Regions from separate parts of the Homo sapiens genome. Here region 2 is linked to region 1. The links are chromatin loops, found by intact Hi-C in ENCODE. Cell type or tissue: gastrocnemius medialis. All regions are shown on one strand. Each heading gives the region's core, and the rest is flanking DNA. Links, peaks and the distances in the headings are about the cores only.

What was found. A loop is a pair of places that touch in the nucleus more often than their neighbours do. Peaks named below come from ENCODE experiments on the same cell type or tissue, not always from the same donor. Only the 100,000 strongest peaks of a DNase experiment are listed, where the experiment ranks them.
Region 2: it touches region 1 in a loop (8-fold over the local background); 2 of 110 quality-filtered maps call a loop at or near these places.

What each region holds. Positions count from the first base shown.
Region 1 is chr6:14,831,817-14,847,860 of GRCh38, reverse strand. No RefSeq gene overlaps it. Among named protein-coding and RNA genes, the nearest start is that of JARID2-DT, 410 kb to the left of the region's middle. RefSeq lists a silencer at 3,029-3,323 and an enhancer at 15,496-16,012. In gastrocnemius medialis, for the core only: no CTCF peak of the experiment used is centred there; a DNase peak (open chromatin) is centred at 5,870.
Region 2 is chr6:14,918,690-14,934,733 of GRCh38, reverse strand. The region is part of intron 2 of LOC105374945 (a long non-coding RNA gene); the gene reads left to right. Among named protein-coding and RNA genes, the nearest start is that of JARID2-DT, 320 kb to the left of the region's middle. RefSeq lists a silencer at 3,910-4,110. In gastrocnemius medialis, for the core only: no CTCF peak of the experiment used is centred there; DNase peaks (open chromatin) are centred at 7,143, 9,833 and 10,313; H3K4me3 peaks cover 652 bases; H3K27ac peaks cover 4,111 bases.

The sequences.
Region 1 (16,044 bases), core at 2,805-10,804:
TTGGATACTTCTAAGCCGACCGGTATTTGCAGATCACCAAGTGTATGATATGGTTAGAGAACAGGAGATGAGGCTGGACGAACAGCCCAGAGCCAGAACTCAAGATAGCCAAATATGAGTTTCCCTTCGGCCAAGGATGGAAGTTTTTCCCTTCAGTTTAGGCAATACAGAGTGAGCCAACGATAATTTTTTTCTTTTTTTTACAAACACATAACACTGTTCCCTCAATATTTCACTATGAAAATTTTCAAAAACACAGACAAATTCAGAAAGAAGGACAATTAACACTATATATCCACCACCTACATTTTGCTATTAGTGTCTTGCTCTCTTTGTTTCTGCAGCTTTCAAAATGTGGCCTGCAGGCCCTGGAGACCTTGAGACACTTTCAGCTGATCTTTGAGGTCGAAATAATTTTCATAATAATGCTAAAATGTTAAGTGTCCTTTTTTTTGTCACGTTGCTATTTGCACTGATGGGGCAAAAGTGAGGGTAGGTAAAACTGTGGTACCTCAGCAGGAACCGAGTCAGTGGCACCCGCCGTACCACCAGTCCTGGTATTATTCTTTACTGCCACTCAGTTGTAGGCTAAGAAATATCAGTTTCAATTCAGAGTGTCCCTGATAAAGCATTACAAGTTATTTTTTATTCATTTATTTATTTTTTGAGACGGAGTTTCGCTCTTGTTGCCCAGGCTGGAATGCAATGGCGCGATCTCAGCTCACCGCAACCTCCACCTCCCAGGTTCAAGCAATTCTCCTGCCTCAGCCTCCCGAGTAGCTGGGATTACAGGCACGCACCACCACGCCCGGCTAATTTTGTATTTTTAGTGGAGATGGGTTTCTCCATGTTGAGGCTGGTCTGGAACGCCTGACCTCAGGTGATCCGCCCGCCTTGGCCTCCCAAAGTGCTGGGATTACAGGCGTGAGCTACCATGCCCGGCCGAAGCATTACAAGTTATTAATTTATAATCTCAACTCTTGAGTGCATAACTTTTGAATCTTTTGGGTGATGAAATGAGAACCGTGCATAAAGCACTGCTACTCCATATTGAAATACAATGGCTATCTCGAGACAAGTCCTTGTGTGACTGCCTGAATTGATAGCTGAACTGGCAGCCTTTTTCATGGAACATCAATTTTCATTCGAAAGAATGACTATGTTCATTTCCTAGGGTTGCTGCAACAAATGGCCACAGCCTTGGTGCTTTAAGATAACAGAAATTTATTCCCTCACAGTTCTGGAGGTCCCAAGTCCAAAATCAAGGTGCTGGGAGGGCCCTGCTCCCTCTTGAGCACCTGGGGTAGAATCTGTCCTTTCCTCTTGTGGCTTCTGGTGGTGATGGGCATGCTTTGGCGGTCCTTGTCTTGTGGCTGCATCACTTCAGTCTCTGCCTCCGTCTTCACATGATCTTCTCGTCTTTGTGTCTCTGTGTCTTCTCCTCTTCTGTGTGTCTCAAATCTCTTTCTGCCTCTCTTATAAGGGACTTGTCATTGGATTTAGGACCCACCTGGCTAATCCAGGATAAGCCCCTTTCCTCAAGATCCTTAACTTCATCACTTCTTGGGCCTTAAAAGGTAACATGCACAGGTCCCAGGGATTGGGAAGTGAATACATCTTTGGGGTGTTAGAGGTGGTAGTGCATGTTTTTCTGCTTATCACAATGACAGATAAGCTATAGTTATCCAACCTAGGGTATTTGCCAAATATTTTCTTAGAAATGAACAAAGTGAACCTATCACTTCAAGGGAAGCAATGGACATTTTTGTTGCCAATTAGAAAGTTCCAGCTTTCAAATAAAAAGTGGGATTTTGGAAAACTTGTATTTACCACCATGAACTTGCCAGTTTCTCAATATTTGAATACTTATCTGATAAGAATGTTGCTGATACAAAATGTATGGGATTTAAAAAAAGTGTACATATATATGTCTTCTTTAACAAAATGTGTCAACTTTTGGAAGTTCTGCATAACTCAGTGAATCAATATTTTACAAACGATCAGTGCTTAATGGTATAAAATCATGAGTAGATAAAAATCTATTTACAGTGCAAGATAGACCAATGGATTATAATATACTAGAGTATGAACAGTTTACTGATAAGGTTTCAGATTTTACACTGAAACTAACTTTCAAGAAACTATCACTTTCACAGTTTTGGTTAATATAAAAAAGGAATCTTCACAATTATCTGAAAATACTATTACAATTCTCTTCCCTTTACCCAGCACAAAGGCTGCGCGAGTGAGTTTTCCTCATTTACTTCAACCAAAACAGCATATCACAAAAGATAGAATGAAGAAGTAAATACAAGAATCCAGCTGTCTTTATTAAGCCAGACATTAAAGAGCTTTATTTGCAAAAATATAAAGCATTACCACTGTTGTTGCTATTTTTTTTTCATTTGGAAGATATGGTTATTTTTCATAAAATGTATTTTTGTTTTGTTTTGTTTTGTTTTGTTGAGACCAAGTCTCACTCTATCAGCCAGGCTGGAGTACAGTGGTGCGATCTCAGCTCACTGCAACCTCTGCCTCCCGGGTTCAAGCAATTCTCGTGCCTCAGCCTCCCGAGAAGCTGGGATTACAGGCACCCACCACCACGCCTGGCTAATTTTTGTATTTTTAGTAGAGGCGGGGTTTCGCCATGTTGGCCAGGGTGGTCTCAAACTCCAGACCTCAAGTGATTCACCCACCTCGGCCTCCCAAAGTGCTGGGATTACAGGAGTGAGCCACTGCGCCCGGCCAAAATCTGTGTGTGTTTTTAAAATAACATGTAGTGTTTTTGTTTTTGTTTTTATTTTTGTTTTTCAGCAATGTAATAAATATTTTAACAACTTCATCAGTTTAATTTACATTACGGTAAAACTGACAGATACAATTCACCAAATGAAAGCCCTTTGAGGTCCTCAATAGGTTTTAAGTATGTAAAAGGGTCCCCAAACCAGAAAGTCTGAAAACTGCTGTTGAATGAATTTAGACGGCAGTGGGAGTCAAGGCTATGGGACTCTGGATGAACTCTGTGGAGACTGAGGAGGCGCCGCTCACGTGCTACGTGGCAGGAAAGAGGAATGAAGGGCAGAAAGGGCACCGAGCGTGGGGAGGGGCCGTGTAGCGGGACCACGGGATTGTGGTTGGGAAGTAATGGGAAATTGAAGGCCCAGGCTGCGTGGGGTCAGGTTGTGAAGGTGTGTGAATCTGACATGCAGGATTCACCGGGAGGTGTGGGAGAGTACTGATGCTTCTGCGAAGGGGGCGCGGGCAGCCGGTGGGGGAGGCTTGGGATCGGCGGGGGAGGCAGAGCCTGTCCTGAGGCTATAGCTCTGGCTCAAGCATGGGTAATAAGGATCACGCCTGAGTCAGTGTTGAAGAATTGTGAGACTATGAAAGATTGAATACATGGAACAGACATTTTGCGGGAAAAAAAAAAAAAAAACACAACCGTACATGATAAACGGTGATAAAAGGGGTGAGGGAAAGCAATGGGACCAAGGTAAAGTTGCTGTCATTGCGTAGCAGCAATAATACGACATCTGAACATCTGAAGCTGTCTTTCCAACTGTCAGACTAGAAAAAAAAATCTATTCATTCCCCATTCTTTCACCTTCCTTAATTCTATTTTTTTTTTTTTTTTTTTTTGAGGCGGAGTCTCGTTCTCGCCCAGGCTGGAGTGCAGTGGCACGATCTCGGCTCACTGCAAGCTCCGCCTCCCGGGTTCACACCATTCTACTGCCTCAGCCTCCCGAGTAGCTGGGACTACAGGCGCGTGCCACCATGCCCGGCTAATTTTTTGTATTTTTTAGTAGAGACGGGGTTTCACCATGTTAGCCAGGATGGTCTCGATCTCCTGACCTCGTGATCCACCCGCCTCGGCCTCCCAAAGTGCTGGGATTACAGGCGTGAGCCACCGTGTCTGGCCAACTTCTTTAATTCTAAAGATGAATTGTGTAATGTTCACACTGATTGGCCAAATTTTTGGTTAGGACCAGAGTCCCACTCTTTGGAATAATCAGCAAAAAGTTTTGCTAAACAAAGTGGTATTTACACCAAAATTCAGAAGATATATTCTGGTCTAGAGGCATGAAAGAGCCAGGTCAGTTCACTAAGTGAAGATGGACTTTCTCAGAAAAGAATGCAGACCAAGGGAAAAGAAGAGGGTCCCATTGCTTTCAGAAAAGTGGAGGGCATGGGCTTGGTCTAGGGACATTGCTACCATGGCAGAGTGAACATGGCTGAGGACCACAGGCTGTGTACTACTCCATTATTCTCCCATTCTCCACCAATGGCTGTGCCACAGCCTCTTTGGTGACCAACAGCTTCTTAGTTATATTACCTCTTGAAGAGTGTACGTTACTTGAAACTCTCTTTTTTGGTTCCTCTGTCATCACTTTTTCTTGGTTTTCTTGATACTTCTCAGAACAATATTTTTGACTCCCTACAGGGCTCCTTTTCTCTCTATCCCTTCCTTCTTTTCCTTTCTTTCCTTTTCTTTTCTTTCTTTCTTTTTTGACAGGGTCCCACTCTGTCACTCAGCCTGGAGTGCAGGGGCACGATCATGGCTCACTGCAGCCTCTACCTCCTGGGCTCAATCCATCCTCCCACCTCAGTCTCCTGAGTAGCTAGGACCACAAGGTACATGCCACCATGCCTTGCTAATTTTTTTTTTTTTTTTGGATGGAGTTTTGCTTTTGTTACCCAGGCTGGAGTGCAGTAGTGCAATCTTGGCTTAGTGCAACCTCCACCTTCTGGGTTCAAGCGATTGTCCTGCCTCAGCCTCCCAAGTAGCTGGGATTACAGATGCCTGCCACCACACCCAGCTAATTTTTTGTATTTTTAGTAGAGACGGGGTTTCATCATGTTGGCCAGGCTGGTCTCGGACTCCTGACTTCAGGTGATCTGCCTGCCTCGGCCTCCCAAAGTGCTGGGATTACAGGCATGAGCCACCATGCCTGGCCTTTTTTGCATTTTTTGTCAAAGTCTCACTGTGTTGCCCAGGCTGGTCTTGAACTCCTGTGCTCAAGTGATCCTCCTGTCTCGGCCTCCCAACGTGTTGGGATTACAGGCAAGAGCCACCATGTCCATTGTTTCTCAACCCTTTAATCTTTTTTTTTTTTGGAATTCCATCCTTGGTTTTGTTTCCTACTCACTCTATTCTCTCTTCCTAAGTGATCTTATTCACTGGATGGTTTTAATTACTGGAAAATAAATTCTATGTGGGTTGAGATTTTATCTTCTTCACAGCTATATTTCCAGCACCCAGAAGAGTACCTAGTGTATCGTGGGTGCTCAGTAAAGAGTTTTTAAGAGGTTGAATGAATTGCCATTCATAGGCACAATCTAAATGTAACCCTAATAAAACCTAGTTGCCTTGAGTCCAGCTTAACACAGTGCAAATTAAAAGGAAACATAAATTTGACTACAGAATAAAGTATTTGTGAGTGCAGATGGGTAGAGCCTTTCTGGAAGGCAATCTGGCAATTCTTAGTTAAAATAAGTATGTGTACACTCTATGACTCAGTACTCACTTTCCTACTTATAAATCACAGAAAAAAAAATCTCCTATGGGTCTATAAAAGAACATGAATGAGGATGTTCATTCCAGTGTTATTTGTGGAAAAGAGAGTTGGAAGCAATTTGAACATCCTTCACTGAGGAATGTCAAATGAAATGTGGCAGATGTATAATAGGGACACCATGAAGCAATCGGAAGCAACTGGAATGAATAGCATGTAAACACAGCAGCACACATCAACCTCGAAAACATTGTTTCGTGGGATGAGGTAAGAAACATAATGCTCTCTTTTGCACAATGTCACTTACGTAAATTTAAAACATGCACAGCGGGTCGGGTGTGGGTGTGGTGGCTCACGCCTGTAATCCTAGCACTTTGGGAGGGCAAGGTGGGCGGATTGCTTGAGGTCAAGAGTTTGAGAACAGCTTGGCCAACATGGTGAAACCTCATCTCTACTAAAAATAGAAAAATTAGCTGGGTGTGATGACACATGCCTGTAATGCCAGCTACTCGGGAGGCTGAGGCAGGAGAATCACTTGGACCCAGGAGGCAGAGAGGTTGCAGTGAGCCTAGATTGCACCACTGCACTTCAGCCTGGGCAACAGAGCCAAACTCCATCTCAAGACCAGCCAGGCCAACATGATGAAACCCCATCTCTACTAGAAAAAAAAAAATACAAAAATTACCTAGACGTGGTGGCAGGTGCCTGTAGTCCCAGCTACTCGGGAGGCTGAGGCAGGAGAATTGCTTGAACTTGGGAAGCGGAGGTTGCAGTGAGCCAAGATCGCACCATTGCACTCCAGCCTGAGCAACAAAAGCAAAACTCCTCCTCAAGAAAACAAAAACAAAAAAACACAGAGCTGCAGAAAATATTCTAGCTCATGGTTTGAGTGCTATTTACATAGGTGTATACATACATGTAAATTCAACAAGCTGCATACTTAAGGTTATTTTGCTTTACTGTATCCATGTTATACCTGAATAAAAAATTAAAAAGTGCACATGAAATATTATATATAAGAAAAATTAACGAAATAGAAGGATACACATCAAACACATTAGAAAATGGCTTGTAGTGGGGAGGATGGAGATAAAAGGGAATGAATGAATAAATAAGTTAAAGAATTTCTTTTTAAAAATCAAAAATGGAGTTTTGCATGAACCAACATGAGAATGTGCCCTGGACTGAGAAGTCTGAGGTCTCTTCCATATATTTCATCTATTTGTCTATGAGTCTATCTATGGAATTATCTACACATTTTGTTGATGGTTCCCCAAACCATCCACAGCCCTACTCTCTTGTCTCAAGTCCAATTCTACATCTCCTGTTGCCTGTTAGGCACCCCGAACTGGAAGCTCTTGATTTGTGTCTTAAACACTAAAAACAGAACAAAACAAAACAAAACAAACAAAACCCCAAACCAAAAACACAACGTTAACTTCCTTGAGAGATGGTCTTTGCCAGCATATTGAAATCCTGCTTACTGCAGGAATCTAGGCATCTCTCCATATGCTCTAGGTTGGAGCAAAATTTTAGACCAGCAGCACCGGCATCACCTGAAAGCTTATCAGTAATGCAACATCTTAGGCCCCACCCCAGACTTACTGAATCACAACTCTTTTTTTTTTTTTTTTTTTTTTTTCTGAGACGGAGTCTCGGTCTGTCGCCCAGGCTGGAGTGCAGTGGCGCAATCTCTGCTCACTGCAAGCTCCGCCTCCCAGGTTCACACCATTCTCCTGCCTCAGCCTCCAAAGTAGCTGGGACTACAGGCGCCCGCCACCACGCCGGCTAATTTTTTTTTTTTTTGTATTTTTAGTAGAGACGGGGTTTCACCGTGTTAGCCAGGATGGTCTCGATTTCCTGACCTCGTGATCCTCCTGCCTCGGCCTCCCAAAGTGCTGGGATTACAGGCGTGAGCCACCGCGTCCGGCCCACAACTCTCTTTTTAACAAGATTATAGGTGATTTGTTGTACACGAAACCTTGAGAAGCACTGCCCTGTTTCTTGTTGTACTTTCTTAACTGAATGCAGACTACTGGGTAGAAAGAAGTGGAGACTCCTTCTGGCAATACCTAAGTGGGGTTAAAGACATGCTGTATTCAGGCTTTGTATGCCAGGATCTGTTAGATGAAGAGTGAGCATCCAGAGTTCTAGCCTCTTCTTGGGCGAGTGTCCTTGGAGAGGCCATTCCTCATTATGCATTTCAATAGCACTCTATATTAACAAAGCACTTCTCCATCAATTTATTAGTGATTCTCTCTCAAATTCTCTGCATCATCTTTCCAAGCAATAAATCGTGGTGTATTTTCTTTGTAACCCATAAGTGGTCGATAAGTAAACAAATGGGTTGAAAAGGTAACATAGCAGAAAAGTGTTTCAATTTTCCTTCATCCGTCCTCCATGCATCACTTAGGGAGAAACCAAGTGTTCAGAGACTCCATCTGTATTTAGAATATCATTCTAAACGGAGAGAAGGAGGGAATAACTTTATGTTACATTATAGAAACCATTAGTTTAATAACTTTAGACAGGTTTGAAGAGGTGGTCTGTCAATTCAATGGCATTAGCTAAACTGAAGCCCGACGTCAAAAAAATTAAGCTAATGCTTTCCACTTTCTGACTGTATGTATACCATTACTGAGCTACAGTGTTGGCACAGAGATTAAGTCTATTCTGTGTTAGTTTATAGGCTGCCTCAGTTTGAGTTGGGCATAAAATAAAACAATGAATATGTACTCCTATTTTTCTCCTGTATAAATTGACTCTTGAAACAGCTTTCTCCTTGCCCAGAGTAAGGGCAGTGGGTGGCTATGAAATCCTCTCTATCTGCATGCATTCGTCTCCGGAAATCTCTTTAAGCTCTCTACTTTTCTCTGTCTTGCTTCTCTGCAGTTCTCTGCCAGACACCTTTAGCTTAGTGTTTCAGACCTCCCTTTCTAGTGTCTTCTTTTATCAGAGACATGGGCTTCGCTTCCCTGTTGCTTCATATCCACAGCCTCAATCAAGCCTCATACAAACCAGGCTTCTCATTTCCCTCTCCAGCTCCAGAGTAACAGCCCTGGCAGGCAGCCTGAGGAGCCTGGGGTCCACTCCCTCCTAGCAGGGGTCAGATACCCCCATTCATGCCAGTCATTGCCAACTTCTTAGGATAACCCAAGATAAGAAGCAGAATATGCAGACCTGTGATTTCATGGTCAACCTGTCAATTTCTGAGATGGTGACACTCTCATAGTCAATGTTTGACTCCTACAATAAAAAGATTTCCATCAAGACAAAATAAAGAAGCAGCAAACACTGGCCCAATGAGAAAGCTACCTGTTTATATCATTAAAAAAAATTGGCTTGATTCAGGTGCAAAGACAAGTTGCAGTAGCTAAATAAAACCAACGTGAGTGTAGATGAGGAAAAAACAAAAGGAGAGAGAGTGGATCGGAAAGAGACAATCTTCTGGTGGGCAACATCAAAGAACCCGCTGACCCCATCAGAATTTCACGAGTGCCGTGCCAGCACTCAGTAAGGAAAAGCAATTATTTTAAGAAAATCTATTTGAGGGTAACACCGTCATTATCCTTTTAATGGTACTGCTCTAACAATCCAGTTACAGTAGGCTTTAAAAAATAAGAAGTGCTCCTTTTGCCAATACAATTAAGGCATTTTGGAGAGGCAGATGGTATTAGTTCAGCTTATAGAGGCTTTTCTTGCCATGTCTAGAAAAGAACATTTTTGCAAGTGCAGTATGGTGCAGTAGCCAAGTCCAATATAGGTGTGCACAGCCAATGATTGTAGTGGTCTACCAAGAAAAAAAATAAATAAATAAATAAAACGCCAGTGCAAATGGAGCTTCTTCTAGGCGTCAGACAAATCTGTTTTCCATCAGTGGAGAATGAAGTGGAAAACTGCTGTGCTTTCCAAATAACAAGAGAAGAGATAACTTTTGGAAAACTAACAAGAAGTTTCCCTGCATGTAATAAATCAGTTGCCCCGAAACTGGGTTACTTCTCTTTCTCTGCCTAGGGCAAGTACTTTTGTGTGACATTAGGTGATTCAAAAGGGCTTTAAGTTTAGCTAATTAAAGGAACTTGGAGAGGGAGCTGGAGAAGCAGGAGCAGACAATTGAAAAGGTTAAAGGTTTCGTCCACATCCATTAATCACCTGAAATCCAAAATGAACCCATAGAATACTACTCTTGAAACTCTGTGAGGTCCTGAAGGCATGTGTTTCTTTGGAAGCTTTGCTATACATCTGCTATTAATAGGCCAGAACAATTAGAAATAGTCTCCCTCCAGCAACATGCAAATAACTCCCTTTTTCGATTAACTAGGGCAGAAAGAAGCAAAAGTAGAAAAGTGAGAGAAATTGAAAACTACATTGCCCTAAAATTTTGTACTCACACATCAATCCCAATTTGGTGGTAAAAGTGGAGATCGGTTTTGTTTTATCCAGATAACCCCATTACACACAAAGGAAATCTACTGATAAGGAATGATACCTTTGAAGTGGTAGGGCTGGAATTTTCATACAACTGTGTTGAAAACCAAAACCTTTCTCCTTACTGTAAAATGCTTTGTGAAGGGTGCTGGGGGGGATCTTTATTAACTAACTCTGGATGATGTTGAGCTACTCACTCTTTTTTGGCTTTAGATTCTTCAGCTGTAAGATGTAAAGATGTAGTAAGACATCTCCGTCACATTCAAGCTCTTACTTTCTATATGACCATGCGTGCAGTCAGTACATGACCCATATGTTTATAGAAGTGCATGTCTAACCAGGGAGATCACACATCCACACAATGAAAACTGTCAACATAAAGCAATGCATTTTAGGTGTCAACTTATTAGTACAGGTATTAATTTATGTATAATCCAGGTGCTCCACTCTTAAGGCAAATTCGTCCATGACCCTGCATCCTCCTGTAATATGTACACTGTACCTCTCTCCTTCCTCTCATAGCCAGGTTTCTAGAACCATTAGTCTTCATGTGCTATCTCCATGACCTCATCTGTCATTCAATCCTCAACCCACTGAAATTTGGCTTCCATTTTCCCAGCTCCAGGAAAACTGTTTTCCACCAGGGTCACCATCCACCTCCAAGTTGCCAAATCCTATAGACTCCTTTCAATCCCACCCCTCTCTTGCCTTCTCAGCATTTTGTACTGTTGACAAGTTCCTGTTCTTGAAACTGTTTCCTTCCTTTGTTTCCAAGACCCCATTCTTCCCTGTTCTCCTCCTTCCTCACCAACTGCTTTTTCTCAAGGTTCTTTTATCGGTACCTTTTCCCTACCTGCCCTTTAAATCCAGGCACTGCTTTAAGCTGTTTTTGGCCCTGATCACAAACTCTCCCTCTCTAGACAAAAACTTTTTATGCCCTGTAAATGCTGCTGAATCTCCAATGTGTATCTCTATTTGAGATCTCTCTATCCCATAGTTTATATCTGGATGTCTCATGAGTACCCCAAAATTATATCCAAAATTCATCTTACACCCTCCCCCCTATATGTTTCACTACCTAAAGTCAGTTCCTAACTAAATGTACAGCCTCACATTTTACCTGTTGTTCAAGGTAGAAATTTGGAAGTTACTGTGAATTCCTCTCCCTCCCTCATCCTGCCCCTGCCATGTCTAATCAGTTATTAAGAGCTGTCAATTCTCCTATCTGTTTGTCCCTTTCTCTCTCCCTGTTCCATCCTCGCCCTGGTCCAGGCCCTCATCTTCTCTCTCTGAACCCTTTGCAATGGCCCCCCACCTGTTCCCCGCCTCTAAGCCTTTCTCATGCCTGTCATCTTCCCTACTGGCATTGGGTTCTTTCCCACATCTGAATTTGATCATGTCACTCCCTGCTCAAATTCTTTGTTGCATTGAATTCTGTTGATGCTATGCATGCTGATATGTTCAGAGGTAAGTCTGCAATTTATTTTGAAATCCACCAAGAAAATAAGATGGATTGATGGATGGATCAAGGAGCTGATAAACAGAAAGATGTGTTATAAGCTAGAGTACTCCCTCATCGCTCCTAAGACAGGTACCAGTCAAAGGAACCTCTCTGCCAATATTTTGGCATAAACACATGGAGGATATCATATCACTTCTATTTAGCCTTTTGTTGGAGCTCAAAATAATGACAAAGAATACAAGAGAGTGAATCAGGATATAGAAACTAACATAGCTATACCTTCAATGATAGACGTTTTGAAAAATAACAGATTGAAATGGACTTTCCTGAGGCATTAGTAGTTCACCTACATGCCTGAAAGGAGGTCTCCCCTCTCTATTTTTCTTCATATATGGGATTAAAACAGAAGTAACCTTGAGGCAATTTCCATTTGGGTAGAGAGTAAAGTGATAGATTATTTTGTCAATAGTAAGCTGTTAACATTTCTCTACGAAGGAAAAAAAAATTGTCCAAGGATGGTGGCTCATGCCTGTAATCCTAGCACTTTGGGAGGTCAAGGTGGGTGGATCACTTGAGGTCAGGAGTTCGAGACCAGCCTGGCCAACATGGTGAAAGCCCATCTCTACTAAAAATACAAAAATTAGCTGGGCATGCCTGTAATCCCAGCTACTCGGGAGGCTGAGGCAGGATAATTGCTTGAACTCAGGAGGTGGAGGTTGCAGTGAGCTGAGATCATGCTACTGCACTCCAGCCTGGGTGACAGAGTGAAACTCCATCTCAACAACAAAAAAATATATAAAAAATTAGCTGGTCATGGTGGCAAATGCTTGCAATCCTAGCTACTTGGGAGGCTGAGATGGGACGATTGCGTGAGCCCAGGAGTTCGAGGCTGCAGTGAACTATGATTACACCACTGCACTCCAGCCTGGGTGACAGAGAGAGACCCTCTCTTAAAACAAAGCAAAACAAAACAAAACAAAACAAAACAAAAATAACTAAGTTCAATAGATGTTTAAAAAGAATTCAGAGAAGCTCTACTAAGAAACACTGCCTAGCTTTCAAGCTTTGGAATTAGCTGTGAAACCATTTCATAATAAGGCCTTTTTGTGACCTCAATAGATAAACACCTTTGGATGGTGTCTATGACACTCTTTGGATGGTGTCTATGACACTCTTTTATACAAAATCTTACCCTTTAAAAAATAGTAATACAGTGAGAGCCCAGTGTAAAGTTAAGAACTATTTTTTTTTGCAACTAATGCAATGCTAGAGTTATTATAATATCTAAAAATAAGGAAGGATTTATTCCACATTGTACACTTCGGTTGTAATCTGGAACTATTTTGTCACAAGAAATCGGAACCATGCATATCCTAGTTCCAAGCATAATTTGGCATTATTTTATTATGTGTGGTTCCAATATCTTGGAGTGAAATAAGTCCAGTTTGTTTCCCATGAATCCAATGCCGAATAATCTTTCCAAAGGGGTTTGGCTTCAGGGAGTATGCCAAGGAACATACATGGTTAGGGATATTGCAAGAGGGAGATGGGTCATTATTACTGAGTTGATCATTATGAATACGAAGTGGACTTGCAAATCAGTTTTTCATCACAACTTGACTTTAGGTACCATTTTAACTGTGTGAAAACTTTTTCTTTGGGTGTCCAAAACACATAAAGCAAAACCAAAAATAAGACAACCTTTTCCCCCCCATTTTTGATGTCAGCATGAAATATGTACTGTAGGAACATTTGAGAAAAATACTCTTAAGCAAGTCTTCTTATGAAGATGTAGACAAAGATGTATTTTTACCAAATGTCAAAATTATGTTGTCAAGTTTGATATGCAATGCCACAAAAATGAGTCTATTGCATAGATTTCCATGGTAGCAGTTCTCTGTGGGAAGGAGTATATTTGGTAAGGGAAATGGTTCACAATCAAAGTATTATTGCTTTGGGGGCAAGGAGGATGCTTGCCATTCAGAATAATACAGCAGCAAAACATACTGATAAATTTTTAGTTATGTACCGCATTGTTAATAGCAAGTGTCAACCATATTTTGCATTCTATTATAAACTTCAGCCTTAGACTCATGAAACTGAAAGGAAACCTATGAGCTTGGCAGGACCAAAATAAAACCAAGAATTCATAGATCTTCTGGAGAATTAACTCCACCAATAATGTGTGAGGTTTAGTTATGAGATGAACTACCAACAGTGAAAACTATTCTACTCTGGTTGAAACAGCCTGTCTTTAACATTGGGCATATTTTACCATCTACCTAGATTAGAGGAACCCAAATCCCCACACCAACTTCCAGTCATCACATCGATTGGCTTCCATAACTTTATGCAAAAAGCATGGATTTTGATTTGAACATTGCTGAGAGCTGGGTTTAAGTTCCAGCTCTCCTGTTTACTGTGTGGATGGTGATGGACTAACTACTTGATCTTTGGAAGCTTCAGTTTTTTCATCTTAGAAGGGATGTAAGTTACCTTTTAAATTTTACTGTGATGGTTTCATGAGATATTGCTTGGCAGATTCTCCATAAATAGCTGTTGTTCCTATGACGATAGTAAATTGGCTTTTCCTCTTAGGGTGATGGTGGCAGTTTCCCCCAAATGACTTGGGAGTGAGTATGGATTCTGGGGGCAGGATTTTGCCATGAAGACCAAAGACTTTTGGAATGGTCCACTGACGTCACTGCAGGGCAGCTGCTCTTAGGAGTTGTTCCTGGAGACCCGTTTTGGGTGCCCACTTTCTGTCCTGATTCCTCCCACCAGTAACTCTTGTTAGGCTGCACTACAGAACCAGGAAAGGAAATTGTAGCTATAATTACAAAGGGTGACAAGCTTTTATAGAAACCCCATTTAGAGAGAAGACCAGGGCTACTATTTAAAATATTAAAATAATCCTATATGGGGTGGCGAATAGCAGCTGCATCAAATCCCCTGAGTGAGCCTGCCCTCTCTTTCCTACTCCCTCATTGTGACAGTTTTATGTGTCAACCTAGCTAGGCTATCGTATCCAGTTATTTAGTCAAGACTCATCTAGTTGTTGCTGTAAAGGTGTTTTATAGATGTGGTTAGTATCTCCTACCAGTTGACTTTATGTAAAGGAGATTACCCTTGATAATGCTGGTGGGTTTCATGCAATTGTTGAAGGCATTAAGGGCAAAAAATGAGGTTTCCCAGAGAAGAAGGAATTCTGCCTCAAGACTGCAGCAAATCTTGCAAGAGTTTCTAGCCTGCTGGTCTGCCCTATGGATTTCGGACTAGCTAGTCTGTATACTAGCATGAGCCAGCTCCTTAAAATCTCAATCTCTAGCCAGGCATGGTGGCTCACACCTGTAATCCCAGCACTTTGGGAGGCCGAGGTGGGAGAATCACTTGAGGCCAAGAGTGTAAGACCAGCCTGGCCAACACGGCAAGACCCTGTCTCTACCAAAAGAATGAAAAGAATTAACCAAGTGTGGGAGTGCACACCTGTAGTTTCAGCTATTTGGGAGGCTGAGGTGGGAGAATTGCTTGAGTCCAGGAGATCGAGGCTGCAGTGAGCTATGACTGTGCCACTGCACTCCAGCCTGGGTGACAGAGTGAGACCCTGTCTCCAAAAATAAATAAATAAATAAATCACAATCTCTGTCTCTGTTTCTCTCTGTGTATATGTATATATCCTACTGGCTCTGTTTTATTGGAGAACCTGCCTCTCCACCCACCCCTTCCTGCTCAGGCTGCCCTGCCATTTATCAGAGATCTTCCCATGTTCCAGAAGTGAAACAGTTAAAACCTGGCCCTATAGGAATCCAGCCAGGGGCCTATTCTCCAGATCCATTGGTCAGTATTCCCAGGAAGAAATAGAGAGGGCAGAGCTTCTGGAAACGTGGACTCCCCTTAAGCTTTTCTTGGTGTCTTTCTATCATCTCAGTCTTGGTATTCTTTTCCTTTTTATGTCAAGAAGGTTTCAATTTTTTGCAAAAGAAATTGTGCCGCTGATAAACATTAGTTATGGAAAGGTTTTCTTTCAAACCCAAGGGAAGGAACAAGATAATTTCCCCTGGTTCAGGAAAGTCAGAGTAGAATAAAGCTTCTTGAAATATGAGCTTGATAAAGATAATATTGTCAGTATGAAATAAAAATGAGGACTTGGAGACAGTTTCATTCAAGCTCACTTGATCGTATATAATAAAGCCACGAGAAATCGAGTGGGGGAGGAGGGATTTTTAATACGCTCAAGTGAATCAAGTGGAGCTCTTAGCTTCTGAGTTTAGTTTTCTCTGGCAATTTGAATGTGGGAATTGTCGCTTGAGCAGAGACTGTTTTGTTGATCTCAGGGTCAGAGTGAACAAAGAGCCTCTGCTGGGGCTCCCAGTTGGAAATATTTCTCTGAGTTCAGGTTAATCTTGCTCCCTCTCACTCCACAAACAAAAAACATTTACTCATGTGTATTAGTAGAGTCTGTCCTTAGAACACAGAACATTTACACGGATAAAATCTAGGGGAGCTGGAATACCCTACTTTGCCAGTTTAGGGATGAAAATAAGTTCACATTTTTTGGTAATGTTCAAACCACAGTCACTCTGAGAGCCCCATGATGTCCAAATGGGAAGAAATTCAGTCCGTCTTTAAGGTTTCTTCTAT
Region 2 (16,044 bases), core at 2,568-10,567, 87 kb before region 1:
TCTCTGCAAGACTAAAAGAAAAAAGATCAATATATAGTAAACAAAAATGGATTCATGCTCGCCACACTACTGCTACTTTTTCTTTGACCTTAATAACCTATCATGGCTGCTCTTCCATGTCTTACAGCCAGGTCGAGGTCGCTCCTTTTAATCAGAGAATCATTGCAAAACTCCAATGTCCAAGTTGCTTTGTGGCTGGTGGCCCTATCTTCTGATTGCTTAGTTGAGACCGAACTGGCAAGGGAACAGGTTCTTAGGCCATGACGTCCACTGTCTTGCTTTTACTTTAAAACAAAACAAATAACCCTCTTCCAGATTCTTATGGCAATTTTCTCAAGGGGAAGAAAATCCAAATCTTCCCTGTCAGTCTGCACTTGGCTTGGGGGAGAGCAACTCCCTCACTGCTTTGTCCCCATGAAGCTGGCTGGGTCCTCTCTGCAGGTCTGAGAGCACAGGATGAGAATGTCAGAGGGTTGGGAGACTCAGAAGCTCAAGGTCACTTGGCCAACACCATAAAAGTCACCTGCCTGGCTGAACAGTCATTTGAGGAATATAGTTTTGAAGACACACTCCCACTTAAGGAGTGACTGACTGGGGGTTGAAATCCTCCCTGGTGTGCAACACAGTTTCTGAGCAATATTTTTATCTAATTTTTAAAAATATACAGGGGGTATCCTTTCCTTATGACTTTTCTCTGGTCACCCTGATGTGTGCGTTTTGCAAGCTTGGGTGTAATTATCCCTCCCATCCTGCCGAAGGGACCTGGGGTGTGCTCCCAGAGTTTTCTGGAAAGTTCAAGACAGATCATTTTGGCCGGGCATGGTGACTCACGCCTGTAATCCCAGTAATTTGGGAGGCCGAGGTGGGTGGATCACCTGAGGTCAGGGTTTCGAGACCAGCCTGGCCAACATGGCGAAAGCCTGTCTCTATTAAATATACAAAAATTAGCCGGTCGTGGTGGTAAACACATATAATCCCAGCTACTAGGGAGGCTGGGGCAGGAGAATCACTTGAACCCGGAGGCAGAGGTTGCAGTGAGCTGAGATCGTGCCACTGCACTCCGGCCTGGGTGATGGATCAAGACCCTGTCTCAAAACAAAACAAAACAAAACAAGCCACACACACACCTTTTAAGTCCAGCCACCAGGCCCCATTGCTTTTCCTCAATTGCCTCGGAACACCAAGCCCTCCCCCTCTGGCCTTCCCACCCTCAGCCTTGTTCTCCCCTCCCCTTAGCCCTTGGCACCCTTAAACTTTTTTCCACTTGCTATATTTCTTTCTTTCTTTTTTAAACAGGAACACAATATCTCTCCAAAGCAGGGTTTGCATGGCATGTAGTAGCAGCCGTTACAAAGAGAACAAGTAATTTCTTAGCCTTTCAGCGCTGCACTGCCTGTTTTTTTGTGAGTGGCCAGTGCACCTGTTGTGATAAGCAGTACTCCCTTCTCAAGCAATTTGAAAAGAGGGCAAACCCTGCACCCCACTCCCGCCCCCTTTCTTTTAAGTGGATGTTAATAATTTTAAGGGGGGTGGGGAGAGAAGACCCGTCCTGCGGATGGATTCTTTAGGCTGACACTCACAAGGCTCTCAGAGGCTGCAAAGAGAAGACAGTGCAGCCCTTGCTGGCTTCATCAGGGGCTGTGCCAGGCCAGGCTCAGTGAGACAGGCTAGATGGAAGTTGGCTTCCGTTTGGAAACGGAGGCTTTCCTTTCCTTGTTCTCTGTGGGCTGTTTTGGTTTATTTGTTCCATGGTTCTCTGAGCTTCTTTGTTTGACTCTGGCTGGTAAAGAGCCTGGAGGCTTTGGTGAAAAGAAGCTTCTCCCAGCAAAACACAGTTTGGCATAAGGAGAATAAAAGGCTTCCCTTTTTCCTAGGGTGGGTGAGTGGGAGGCATGCATATGGCCTCTTCTGGTTTTTTTCTTTTCTTTTCTTTTTTTTTCTTTTCGAAAGTCTATGAACCTCAAGCTGGCAAAAGGTGTTGGCCTGACAGGCTAGAGAGTGGAAATTCTCTGTTTGGCCCTGGAAAAGTGGCCCTCTGGCCTGTCATAGATAACACCATATCTCAGGGGACGAGGAGTCCAACATTCTGTGCATGAAGCTCCGGTGAAGTCACCTACACCCTCCCCTGCCTCGGTCTAGTCAAGACAGGGGGCCCTCTCTGTGAGCCTGAAGTTTCTCTGGGGTGCTGTGGCTGGCAGGCCCCCTGTGTGGAGCGCCTGGGAGGTGTTTGTGTGACAGCTGGAGGGAGCAGGCCTGGCCTGAGAGGGGACTAGGGCATGCCTCCCCAAATATACCACTTTGACAGAAGAATTGAGCTGGAGGGATTGAAAGAAAAAAATCTTTAGGCTGGGCATGGTGGCTCACACCTGTAATCCCAGCACTTTGACAGGCTGAGGCGGGAAGATCACTTGAGGCCGGGAGTTTGAGACCACCCTGGGCAGCATAGCAAGACCTTGTCTCTATTAAAAAAAAAAAAAACGAAAAGAAAGAAAAGAAATAAAAAGTCTTTTAAAACATTTAAGATAAATTCTTCGTCTTCTAGTTTTTCTTTTAACAGATGGGGGCTTGCTATATTGCCTAGGCTACTCTTGAATTTCTGGCCTCAAATGATCCTCCTGCCTCAGCCTCCTGAAGTGCTGAGATTACAGGTGTGAGCCACCGTGCTCAGTCCCCCCAAAATCTTTTATCTTCCAAAAGGCAGAGCCTCTCAAAAAAACTCAATTGTCATAAATCCCCTCCCAAGAGCAACTCAGTAATCTCTTCTCAGAGTCTAGAACTCAGCACCACACCCAAACAGATATTGTCATCAAACTCTCAAATCTCTCATCCATTCTCCTAGGAGCCCATTTCTCCTTCCAAAAGTCATTTGCTTTTCCATTAGTGCCCTCTCTCCCCAACCCTTCCTCCAGTAAGTTAGGTACATAGACCTCAAATTCTTTTTTTTTTTGAGACAGAGTCTTGCTGTGTCTCCCAGGCTGGAGTGCAATGGCGCAATCTTGACTCACTGCAACCTCCACCTCCCAGATTCAAGTGATTCTCCTGCCTCAGCCTCCTGAGTAGCTGGGACTACAGGCGCCCATCACCATGCCTGGCTAATTTTTGTATTTTTAGTAGAGACGGGGTTTCACCATGTTGGCCAGGCTGGTCTTGAACTCCTGACCTCAAACAATCCACCCACCTCGGCCTCCCAAAGTGCTGGGATTACAGGTGTGAGCCACGGTGCCTGGCCAGTAGACCCCAAATTCTAACCACCCCTGTGAGTTGCTCCTCACTGGGTGCTCTCATATGTAAGGAAGATGCACAGGTTTACAAACTCCTGTTGGTTTTTCTCTCATGAATCTGTCTTTTATCAGCTTAGTTTATAGGGCACTAGTCAATAACCTAGGAGGGTAGAGGTAAAAAGGTTTTCTTCCCATACACCTGTGTCCTTACTGAGACCTCTCTGTGGCTTGGGAAGTCTTTGAGAACACCAGACAGCAGGCAGCACAGCCCCTGGCTCCCAGTAACCTGCCAAAAAGATTTGGTGAGTCCAGGCATGGTGGCTCATGCCTGTAATCCCAGCACTTTGGGAGGCTGAGGCAGGTGGATCACCTGAGGTCAGGAGTTCAAGACCAGCCTTGCCAACGTAGTGAAACCCCGTCTCTACTAAAAATATAAAAATTAGCTGGGTGTGGTGGTGGGCGCCTGTAGTCCCAGCTACTCGGGAGGCTGAGGCAGGAGAATTGCTTGAACCAGGGAGGCGGAGGTTGCAGTGAGCTCAGACCATGACACTGCACTCCAGCCTAAGTAACAGAGTGAGACTCTGTCTCAAAACAAAAACAAAAACAAAAACAAAAAACTCAAAAACAAAAAACAACCCAAAAAGATTTGGTGAGTAAATAACAGAATATCTTACTCTGAGTGACAGCATTTAAATGCAAGTGGTCCTAACCAATCTGTGTATTAGTCACTCAGGGCTTCAGCTGAGATCTGTAGAGTGGGTGATGGGGTTTTGGAGGAGAGGAAAGGGCATTTTGGAGGGAGGGGTTGAGTCTCTGTGTGCAGGTCTTGCATTGTTGATTTAAGATGGGGTGTGGGGCCCAGTTGTATGCCTATTCAATGTATTAGTAATTCGTCAGCCACACCTAACTTTGTGGTTCTAGGTGTGTCTCTTCTAACCCACTCACTGGGCCAACCAGGGGCCAATCAGCCTTTTTCTTATCTGGTATTGGCACCAGGGAATTATAAGTCTTTAAAGCCAAGTGCTAAGTTTCCAGGGTTGGGGCCACTTGGCTACCTCCGGGAGGCTGTGATTTGAATCTTATATCTGATCTGCTATGGGTTCCTCCCCTGGCCATTCCCAGAAGGTAAACTTTCATCCTCTTCTGCTGACTTTTCCTTATGGTTTTGTCCTGCTCAACTGCCTGCCAGTGTCAACTCCTAATGCCTGCTTTCAGATATTTTGAAGAATGGGACTTCAACAGGGCTTTCTCCTATCCTGATCCAATTGATACGCAATCAGTTGATGTATTATTAAAGGATTTTACAGCTGCAAAGGGTTGGAGATCATCTTAAAGGGAGATTTCTGGGGTTAAAAGTTGACCTGGTACTGGCTGGGCGCGGTGGCTCATGCCTGTAATCCCAGCACTTTGGGAGGCCGAGGCAGGTGGATCACGAGGTCAGGAGATCAAGACTATCCTGGCTAACACGGTGAAACCCCGTCTCTACTAAAAATACAAAAAATTAGCCGGGCGAGGTGGTGAGTGCCTGTAGTCCCAGCTACTCGGGAGGCTGAGGCAGGAGAATAGCGTGAACCCGGGAGGCGGAGCTTGCGGTAAGCCGAGATCCCATGATGGCTCTCCAGCCTGGGCAACAGAGCGAGACTCCGTCTCAAAAGAAAAAACAAAAGACAAAAGTTGATCTGGTACTTATTTCAAAGAATACACGTCATTATTTCTAAATGGCCCTTGCATTTTACAAGAAAATGAATCTGTGCAGTGGTTATTGTGGAAGAGGATGTACCTTTCTTTTCCAAGTGCTTGGGGTGGATTACCTGTCCTGGGAAGACAGCTTAGGGTCTTCTGTTTGATAGCATCCAGCTTGGAGGGAAACTAGGGACCCCTTAACATGGGAGTCGGAGGTGACTGCAAGAGGTCACACCAGGAAATTAAATAATATACTAAATAGCACAGCAAGAAGGCAGTATCTTTCAATTCCCTTTTATGCCCACTGATTAGATCAGAGAGCCTCAGCTTAGTCCTAAAATGTCTTGAACACTTCTCTGACACCAATTCTTCTTCTCCTTTTCTATCGGCTTTCTCTTCTTCTTCCTCATCATCGTTCTTCTGGTAAGTAAAGAGGGAGCAATTCCCAGGCTCTCAGCTTTCAGGAGCTTGCTGGAATCTAGAACATTTTCTCCATTATGTTTATTTTTCTGGCTGCCTTGTGTTTATGGCAAGTGACATTGGTTTTTCCCTTCCCCATTAGTGTTCAAAATTTGTACTTAACATCAGAATATTTAAATATAAAATGTGAATTGATTTAAAGATGAAAGTGGCAGGTAGAATTGGATGTGGCACACATTTTGAAGGTGGTATGTGGATGACCATTTTTCCTGATTTTTCCCAATTCTAGTATCCTCTTGCCCATTAACCCATCCTTTTTTGAGAAGATTTCATGTCAGTTTCTTCTCTTTTGTTCTTATCTTCTTCACCACCACCTTCTGCTGCTGGGAGATTTCCAGTTTTTGTTGTTGTTGTTGTTGTTTTTTAGATAGGGTCTCCCTCTGCCACCCAGGCTGGAGTGCAGTGGTGGGATCATAGCTCACTGCGCCTTGACCTCCTGGGCTCAAGGGATCCTTCTACCTCAGCCTCCCAAGTAGCTGGGACCACAGGTGTGCCCCACAATGCCTGGCTAATTTCTTATTTTTTGTAGAGATGTGGTTCTCTCTATGTTGCCCAAGCTGGTCTTGAACTCCTGGCCTCAAGCAATCCTCCTGCCTCAGCCTCCCAAAGCTCTAAGATTACAGACCTGCGCCACCTCTCCTTTGCAGGCCACGCCCACTCTTTCTCTAGTTTGCCAGAGTGTTCAGGTGAGCAACAGGGACAGGAATATCAGCAGAGGCAGGCATGTCTCTTGCTTGTCTGATACTTTTTTTTTTTCCCCTGAGACAGAGCTTCGCTCTTGTTGCCCAGGCTGGAGTACAATGGCATGATCTCGGCTCACTGCAACCTCCGCCTCCTGGGTTCAAGCGATTCTCCTGCCTCAGCCTCCCGAGTAGCTGGGATTACAAGCGCCCACCACCATGCCCAGGTAATTTTTTGAATTTTTAGTAGAGATGGGATTTCACCATGTTGGCCAGGCTGGCCTTGAACTCCTGACCTCAGGTGATCCACCCGCTTCCGCCTCCCAAAGTGCTGGGATTACAGGTGTGAGCCACCGCGCCTGGCCGTCTGAATACTTTTAACATTTGTTTTTGCACTTCCAATTGGGGTGTGGAGTTCCTGTGCTTAACCTCTGGGCTTACTGTCTTAACTCCTCTCCTGGGTTGCCAGGCCTTACGGTGTTGTGTCCTGTTTAGCCCATCTCTGCATCTTGCACGGAGCCGAGGCCATTGTGAGTGCACAGGAGGTCCCTAATATTGGTTGTAAACTGATCACTATGGCATTTTAGCAATTGTCAGATTCATCTGGTCAATGTTGGCAGCCTCTGGCAATTAAAAGACAGGTGGAGGTTACACAGCCCATCCTCCACAGCCACAGCCTCATGGTCAGGTTGAAAGCCAAGTCTTTTTTTTTTTTTTTTTTGTAACGGAGTCTTGCTCTGTTGCCCAGGCTAGAGTGCAGTGGTGCGATCTCGGCTCACTGCAAGCTCCGCCTCCTGGGTTCATGCCATTCTCCTGCCTCAGCCTCCCGAGTAGCTGGGACTACAGGCGCCCACCACCACTCACGGCTATTTGTTTTTAGTAGACATGGGGTTTCACCGTGTTAGTCAGGATGGTCCCGATCTCCTGACCTCGTGATCCACCTGCCTTGGCCTCCCAAAGTGCTGGGATTACGGGCGTGAGCCACCGCACCCAGCCGAAAGCCAAGTCTTAGACCAAACATTGATGTACAGGTTCCTGTAGGTTGGTGATGTGGCACTCTTTGTCCTTTGGCACAGGGACAAGTACATTGCATCATAGGTTCATTCTGAAGTGACATTGTTGCCCTGTCTTGGAATCAGGTGACAATGTTCCCTGTGAATAGGGTGGCATAGGCCTCAGCAGGGTTGAAGGCCCACTATGTTGTTTTTAAAATTTTGAGATTAAGACTTACAGGATTCATATGCCTTATTCATATGGGGTGGTAGTACCTGAGCAATTTTTCTCTCAACCATATGTTGCACTGTAACCACTTCACAAAGGAAGAACAAAGTGTCATCTTTAATGCTAATAATGAAGCCTATGGTGTGGACTTTCTTTTTTTTTTTTTTTTTTTTTTTTTTTGAGATGGAGTCTTGCTCTGTCACCCGGGAGTGCAGTGGCGAGATCTTGGCTCACTGCAACCTCCGCCTCCTGGGTTCAAGAGATTCTCATGCCTCAGCCTCCTGTGTAGCTGGGATTACAGGCAGGTGCTACCAAGCCCGGCTAATTTTTATATTTTTAGTAGAGATGGGGTTTCATCATGCTGGCCAGGCTGGTCTCAAACTCCTGACCTCAAGTGATCTGCCTGCCTCTTAAAGTGCTGAGATTACAGGTGTGAGCCACTGTGCCCGGCCTCTTCATTGGGTTTTTTTTTAATGCACTCTTGTAGCACCTTTGGGGTATCTGTGATTGGTAAAGATCAAATGCTAACTATCTCTAGGGCACAGATTATAATTCACACACACACACACACACACACACACAAATATCACATTGTTAATAATGAAGTATTTTAGAGCAAATCACTACCCAGGCAATGTAAGATTTATGGAACTGAAGAATGTTGTTGGGCAGAGGCAGATGCCTATGTTTTATTTTTATTTTATTTATTTATTTTCGAGACCAATTCTTGCTCTATCGCCCAGGCTGGAGTGCAGTGGCGTGATCTTGGCTCACTGCAGCCTCCGCCTCCGGGTTCAAGTGATTCTCCTGTCTCAGCCTCCCGACTAGCTGGATTACAGGCGCCCACCACCATGCCTGGATAATTTTTGTATTTTTAGTAGAGACGGGGTTTCACCATGTTGGTCAGGCTGGTCTGGAACTCCTGACCTCAGGTGATCCACTAACCTCAGCCTCCCAAAGTGCTGGGATTATAGGCATGAGCCACCACGCCCGGCCAGATGGCTACGTTTTAGTTGCAGCTCTGCCTCCCTTAAAGGGGCTCTGTTTCTTCACAAGAATTGCTAAGATGACTTCTGCCAGCCCAACCAATGACAGATAGGTTCTCCCCATCGATTTCTTGGGAAATTTCCTTATCTGTGAAATGGGAATAGTAAGCGTACTTAAATATCAGGTTTTCTTCTTACCTTGAGGAGCTCATGAGATGTGTGTTAAATTGCCTGGTGAACGGTAAAAAGCCATTCTAATGTAGGTTATTTTCACTGTTATCACCAGGAAGACCAAATAGAAGCCAAAGATCAGGGGAACTGCTTCTTACCTGGGATAGAGAACTAAATCACTGGTATCTGCTAAAATCAGGAGTGAACTGAAGTCCTGTCTACCCTTCAATGGTGTTGAGTTAGGTCTGAGAAAGTAACCAGAAATCGAACATTTTCTGGTTCAGATGAAAATCTCTGTTCTGCTCTGAACTTTTATGTGTACTTCCAAGGCTTAATAGGCAGTATTATGAAGCATAGAGAAGAGATTCTTTATTAACACTAGCGTTGAAGATATGGATGACTGGTTTGTTTGTCAAGAGTAAGGTCATAACTCTGTAATCTGCTTTAGTCTGAGAGTTGGACCGATCCCATTTGGCTTACCCAATACCAGTGTGCTACTCTTTTTCTGCCTTCATATATTTCTGCCCACATTGCTTGACTTAAGAAAATATGCATTTGCCTGCTACACATGACTAGTGACTCTCCTATTGAATTAGATTCTCATAAGAAAGCAAAGAGGGAGTGAATGGGGGAGAGATGGAACACACTATATTTCTTTGAGACCAGTGCTTATTTTCTTGGCTGGCAAGTGCTTTTTTCTCACCTTTTGACATAATCCTAATGGTCCTATTAAAATACATTTAGCCTTCTCTCTCTTCTCCATCTGCCAGCACTCTGTGTCATTTGGTGGACGGCAGGCAGGTTTTAAGTTCCGAAAAGCAGAGAACAGACTAAGTATTGGAACAGGATCATATGTCTCCTGTTTTATTTTCAGAAACACACCCCTTCGCCCCCTTGTTTTATTGCTAAGTGTTGAGTTGCAGCTGGATCAGGAGAGGGTGGGACAGCAGGGAGACGTCTTTGCCTCTGAGGATTGTGTGATGCCAAGGAGGGTTTTCCAAGGAGTTCAAGGAGTCTCTTTCATTAGGAATCTTTTGAAGCAAAATATTCTGATGCTGTTATTTTTGGAAATTCCAATTTGGGCTTGTTTAGATGATTCCCAACATTCCTTCCATTGCTTTGAGTGGGTGATTTTTGTGGCTGTGTTTTGGGTTCAAGTTCACAAATAATGTGAGTGTGCCTCAGCCTTATACAGACTTTCTGCCAACAGAAAGAGCTGGAAAGAGCTAAGGCAGTTGCATATTAAGGGCAAATATAGCTCGTGTTCAGCGAACATGAACTGTGTTTGCTCATGCTCTTTGGATGAGCTCTTTGCCTAGTGGGGAGCAGTGGCAGCAGCTGGGGTGGGTAAGTGATACTGTGCTGCAGAGCCTCTGAAACTCCCTGTTCCATCACGGGCAGTGACATTCAATCCCTTCCAGGAAGCAACGTGAGCCCACCACAGCTGGCCAGAGGGAGCTTTCTCTTCTGGTTGGGAGGGGCGGGCTTTGGTCTTTAGAGCCTGACTATCACTGCCTGTGGAGAGCTTTGCATGCTGTCGGGTGGCAAGAACCGGTTGAGTGTCCTTCCTTCCCTTGCAGGGAGCTTCAGGAATGGAGCCCAGTTCTTAACTCAGGGATTTGGGCAGGGGTTTGGGATACTGAGAAAATGCCCATCACGTCAGGCTCCTGAGCAGAACTGGAGGAAGAACCTTTTGAGAATTGGCTGGTCTGGGGTGTGTGGGGGGAGGTTTCTAGACCAGAGGTGGGCCTGGGGGGCGGGAAGCTGGTGTGCTGACCTGCCTCAGGACAGAGGCTAACACACTGCCCTCCCTGATGTGTTCTGGAGCTCTGTTTTCAAAGTAGCGGTACTCAATGTACAGCTAAGGCTCTGTGTCCCCAGTAGCGCTGGACACCAGGATTTCTCAACCTCAGCGGTGCTATTGACATTTGGGATACAGAATTCATGGTGGTGGCGGTGGGGGCTGTCCTGTGCGTTGTAGGATGTTTAGCAGCATTCCTGGCCTCTATCCCCTGTATGCTGGTAGCACTTCCATTCCACTGCTACAACCAAAAATATCTCCAGACATTGCCAAACATCCCCTGGTGGGGCAAAATTGCCCGCAATTGAAAAACACTGCATTTTACAGAAAACAAAACACACTGCTCTCTTCCCCCACCCCCAACTCTGAATTTATATGTACTATTTAGGAAGAGAGCAGGTGGGAAGTCAGATAATATGTTTTTAATATTTGAATACCAGGCTCTTTTATTAGATTGAGGCTTACGAAACTGTCATTCTTTTTGGACGTCAACATGGTTGAATAAGGGCAATTTTGTATGGCTCAACTTAATACCAGCCCATGAAATCAGATTTGTACAAACCTCAGTCACAAGGGGCCTCAGGACAAGGTCATGACCTATGCTGTTTATTAAACACCTCGAGAAGCATCCTCTGCAAGGAATTGCATTAAGACGGGTGGGTGGGGTGAAGAGAGGGAGAGCTGGAGTGAGCCTGAGAACAGAGCCAAAAGCATTGAAGAATATGGAAGAGGAGAGGGGGGGACAGGGATAGTTTTACATGTCCCTGGCTGTGGGAAAGGAAGGTCGCAATCCTACTGGGGTCATAAAGCAGAAGGAGCCATTCAGGTATAGAGGGGAAGAGGGGAAAGGAGACCAAGAGATACAAAGGGACTAAGGCTGGGGGAGATGAACTTCAGAGTCTTAGAGCAAAAATGAACAGGAACTTACCTTCTTCCCTTTGTGATTTAAGAGGCAGAGGTTAAGTACAGGTATGAATCTGGAGGCAATTGGAGACTTGTCCTGGAGCTTTGGGAACAACCTGAGCGTGGTGTATTTTTGGAAAGAAGAGAGGAGCTGGGTATGGGCCCTGGGCATCTTTCCTTGCTGGCCTGGCCTCTCAGGAGCCTGCCCCTCTGGCTGGGTAGATGTAAGCCCCCCTCGAGCAGGTCTGGGGATACCTCCTCTCAGCCATGGCACTGACCTCTTTGTGTGTTGAATCGTTTGTGTTCCTATTTTTTTGTACATTGCCATCATGGCTATACTAAGACAAGTTCCTCAAAAAAGTTGTGTTCTTGGTTTTTTTCTTCCTTTCCTATTCTTTAATCCTTGCCTCTCTGGCATGTCTCAATATGCCCTTTCAAAAATTGGTGCACTAACACCTGTTTTTCCATTTCGTTACAAAGTTGTCTGCAACTTGATCAGCTAGGGGTCTTGTTTGGGGCAAGAAGGGTGATCGGGCAGTGGGAGCCAGGGAGGCTGGCTCTGGTGAGGCACAGGCCTTGGCAACTGTATAAGGAATGTGATGGCTCAGATAAATAGGGCCAGTCCCAAGATGGGAATCTCGTGAATTCACAGGCTACAGCAAATCTCAGAGATGCTCAGTTCTGCAGCTCCATTTCACAGGTGAAGGAATCCAGGCCCAGAACGACCTCCTGACTTGCTCACATCACACAGTTAGTACCAACGCTGAGCACGTAAATCTTTGGGCCTAAGCCCATGCTCTTTTCCCTGAATTACCCCAGTATGCTGTGGTGTGGCTAAGGGTCGAGAAGTTCCAGGGCCCCTCAGTCAGGAGTTTTAGCTCTCATATAAAGGAAAGGGCAGATGACTGCTGCTGTTACTTTTCTTTTGTAATTTGGTGCGTGCATTCAGTGGGCATGGGATGCAGGCTGGTCCAGTGCCTGCCAGGGGGAGTGACTCAGGAGTAGGCTGCCTGCTCCGGCCAGGAGCTCATTAGCAGGGCTGCACTCATTTGCAAACCAGGCAACACAGACCCGATAGCTTCCTGCAGTCCCCGGCTCAGACTCAATAAATATCTGCAGCATTTAGGTGGAAGGGAGGAAGCAAAATAAAGAAGAAACATACTCAGAGGGCGGTTCCTCCTGACTCATTTACGGTGTGAGTGGTTCCCTAGAACACACTTTGGATTTGGGTCAGTTTGCTTGGACTTTGTCAGAAAGCCGAAACTCAAGGAGAAGGGGCGTTCATGCACATCCTTATGCTCAGCAGCAGATTTACCAAGAAGCTAATGAAACACGCTTTGGGACCCTTCACTTGTATGGACCCCTTTCAAGTTCTCACAACTAATCTGTACTTATAATTTTGTAAACGCTTCGCATTTTAAAAACTGTAGATGCTTCCGGTCTTGCAAAATGTGGACTTGCTTCAGAAACCACAGCACGTGATAGGCCAGTATCTTACATGATTTCACTAAACCGACTGAGAAAAGGCACCAGGGTCACGAGTGCCCTAAGGAGCAGATGAATGGGAGAAGTAGAATATGTGCACCAGAAGCTGCATTTCTGCACAGGACCCTCCCATCCTAGCCCTGTTTAAACAAATGTCAGATCTGTCAAAGGAGGCAGTGAGAGTCCATTTGAATTTGGCTTCCTTTTTTTTTCACCTCTTCTTTCAACAGTGACATGGAGCAGAGGGTATAGTTGAGTAGGGCATCCAGCAGCAGGGATTAGGAAGAGGATTTAGGCTCTGCCGAGGCCTCTGAGGATGACCAAAGGAATCCTTGAAGGTTCCTAAAGCTGGAAACCAGCAAAGGCTGGGATGTTGTCACATAAGCCCCAGGGTGGAGACTTTACCTTACCGTGTCCTGTGTTCAAGGTGCACGGGGTCGCAGGTTTCAATTGTCTTCGAGGGCAACGAGGGGCCACGCTAGGGTTGCTTGAGAGCAGTTTTGCTTCCATTCATCCTCCCTTCCCCCTTCTCCCTCATTTGTACATGTGTAATTAGAGTGACCAGCCTGCTGGCCTGTTTACAAGGGGAGGAAGTCCCTCCTCCCACCGCTTTTGTGGTAGCTTTAAGTGGACTCTATTCTTCTGTGCTTCCTGCCTTGAAAGTGCTGACCAGGGTCACTCACAGGGCTGTTAAACAGCTGCTGCGCCTCACCCTGGCAGCAAACAAGGCCATTCCAGGCCCATCCATCAGCGTGGCTCGACAAGTGCTTTGGGATCTGCCTGGGTGAAAGATGGGAAGTGAGCGTGGGCGTGGCCCTGACGCGCGTCAACCTCCAGATCAAATTTGTCCCAGGCCCTGGTGTCCCCGACGCAGGGAGGAACAGAGACTGTGGGGAGAAACTTGGGCATCCCCATGTTGTCATCTGGGCAGTAGCCATGGCTACTTCTTTCTCATTCATTCTTTAAATATTAATTGATTGCCTGCTTAAGACTGCACAAAAGCCTGAATTGTCAACTGCTTTATTTCAATAGCTGACATTTGATTTAGTGGATGTAAAAAAGATTGCTTGGTTTTTTTTTTTTTTTTGAGACGGAGTCTCACTCTGTCACCCACCCTGGAGTACAGTGGTGCGATCTTGGCTGACTGCAACCTCTGTCTCCAGGGTTGAAACGATTCTCATGCCTCAGCCTCTCGAGAGCTGGGATTACAGGCACATGCCACCACACCTGGCTAATTTTTGTATTGTTAGTAGAGACACGGTTTCACCGTGTTGGCCAGGCTGGTCTCGAACTCCTAAGCTCAAGTGATCTGCCCGCCTTGGCCTTCCAAAGTGCTGGGGTTACAGGTGTGAACCACTGTGCCTGGCCAGAACTTTTAAATTTTTATTGATTTTTTATCTTTTCTTACCCTGCCAGGGTGCCTAACATCCAGCTCAAGGCTTTAGTTTTTTCAGTAGATGATTCCAAACTGCTGTCCCCCAAATATCACAAGTGATTCCTAGTTTTCTAACTGGAGAATCTCAGATTTCACTTGGTTACTCTGTTCTTGAGAAAATAACATTGAAAACCCAAACCTCATCTCCGAGGACTTTTAGCAGTCGCCTCATGTGTGGGCATTGGGAAACCATGTGCATTTGGGCAGACTCCTCCAGCCCTTCCAGCTCTGGTGTCTGCTGTGCTTCTGGTCTCTGCTTTTAGAAAGAGAGGTGGGAGCCAGCAAGTGGAGATTGTTAGTGGGTGAGACAATATTCCCCTCCCTTAAGCCCCTCCTCAAGCCTCTGTCTGCTGTGACAATGTATTTTGGGATTTCTGAGCCCTGGCCCTAGGATAACCCGAGATTGAATCCTCAAAGAGGGACAAGGGGACAGAGGGTGACATTGATGATTGATGGGACATAAGGTGGAAGATGGCAAAAAAAAATGTCTTTTTTTTTTTTTTTTTTGAGATGGAGTCTTGCTCTGTCGCCCAGGCTGGAGTGCAGTGGCGTAATCTCGTGTCATGGCAACCTCCGCCTCCCAGGTTCCAGCAATTCTCCTGCCTCAGCCTCCTGAGTAGCTGAGGTTACTGGCATGCACCACCACGCCCAGTCAATTTTTGTATTTTTAAGTAGAGATGGGGTTTCACCATCTTGGCCAGGCTGATCTCGAACTCCTGACATCAGGTGATCCACCTGCCTCAGCCTCCCAAAGTGCTAGGATTATAGGCGTGAGCCACCGCACCCAGCCAGAATAATGTCTTCTACCAAGTTTTTCTTTTTCTTTTTTCCAAGACGGAGTCTTGCTCTGTTGCCCAGGCTGGAGTGCAGTGGCGCAATCTCGGTTCACTGCAAGCTCCGCCTCCCGGGTTAACGCCATTCTCCTGACTCAGCCTCCTGAGTAGCTGGGACTACAGGCGCCCGCCACCGCACCCGGCTATTTTTATTTTTTTGTATTTTTAGTAGAGACGGGGTTTCACCATGGTCTCGATCTCCTGACCTTGTGATCCGCCTGCCTCAGCCTCCCAGAGTGCCGGGATTACAGGCGTGAGCCACTGCGCCCGGCTGTCTTCTTCTAAGTTTTTCAAATATCTGAAAAGACTGTTGTGAAATCATACATATTTATGATAAAAGAATTACATAATTGACAGTGGCCTTTTGTGGCCATGTGCTTTCTCCACCCAAGGAAATTAAAATACAATTATTATCATGTGATTGTTGAGGATATTATTTGACTTAAAAGGGATCTTGATATTTGAAACGTTCACTGATCTTTAGAAACTAAAATATGAATGTGTCTGGGCATGGTGACTCACACCTGTCACTCCAGGACTTTGGGAGGCTGAGGTGGGAGGATTGCTTGAGTCTGGGAGATCAAAACCAGTCTGGCCAACATAGTGAGACCCCAGTATCTAATTAAAAAAAAGAACGTTCATTCTGGAAGATAAAATAGAAGCCATGGAAGCTGGCTGTGCTGTAAAAATGGCCTAAATCTGTTTTTCACCTTCAGATCATTGGCCTTTCTGCAGTGCACACAAGCTCTGAGGTTTGTACAAACCTAATATGATCAGCACAACTGCTTCTAGAAGGTCTCTCAGAGCCAGTTAGTGAGGCAGGACTCTGAAGGAGGGAAGACAGGAAAGGAAAGTTAATCTTCCAGCAGCTCTTGGGGTGTAGAAAGCCCCTCAGATCCCTCAGCTCACCTCAGCTGTTTGTCTCCTGGCCCAGCTGCCCTGGTTTAGCGGTCGTTTAAATATTTTCTTTGCTTTCCCTTTGGCTTGATGAATTGTGGATGTCTAAACATGGGCCCTTTCCCACCTGGGCCTGCCCCGCCTCTTTCCTGGGGATATAATGGGCTTGTTTGAAGGGCCTGACCTGGCATCGGTGCTGGCCAGCAGGAGCTGGGGGAGAAACACCTCTGTGTGTACAGCGCTTGGGC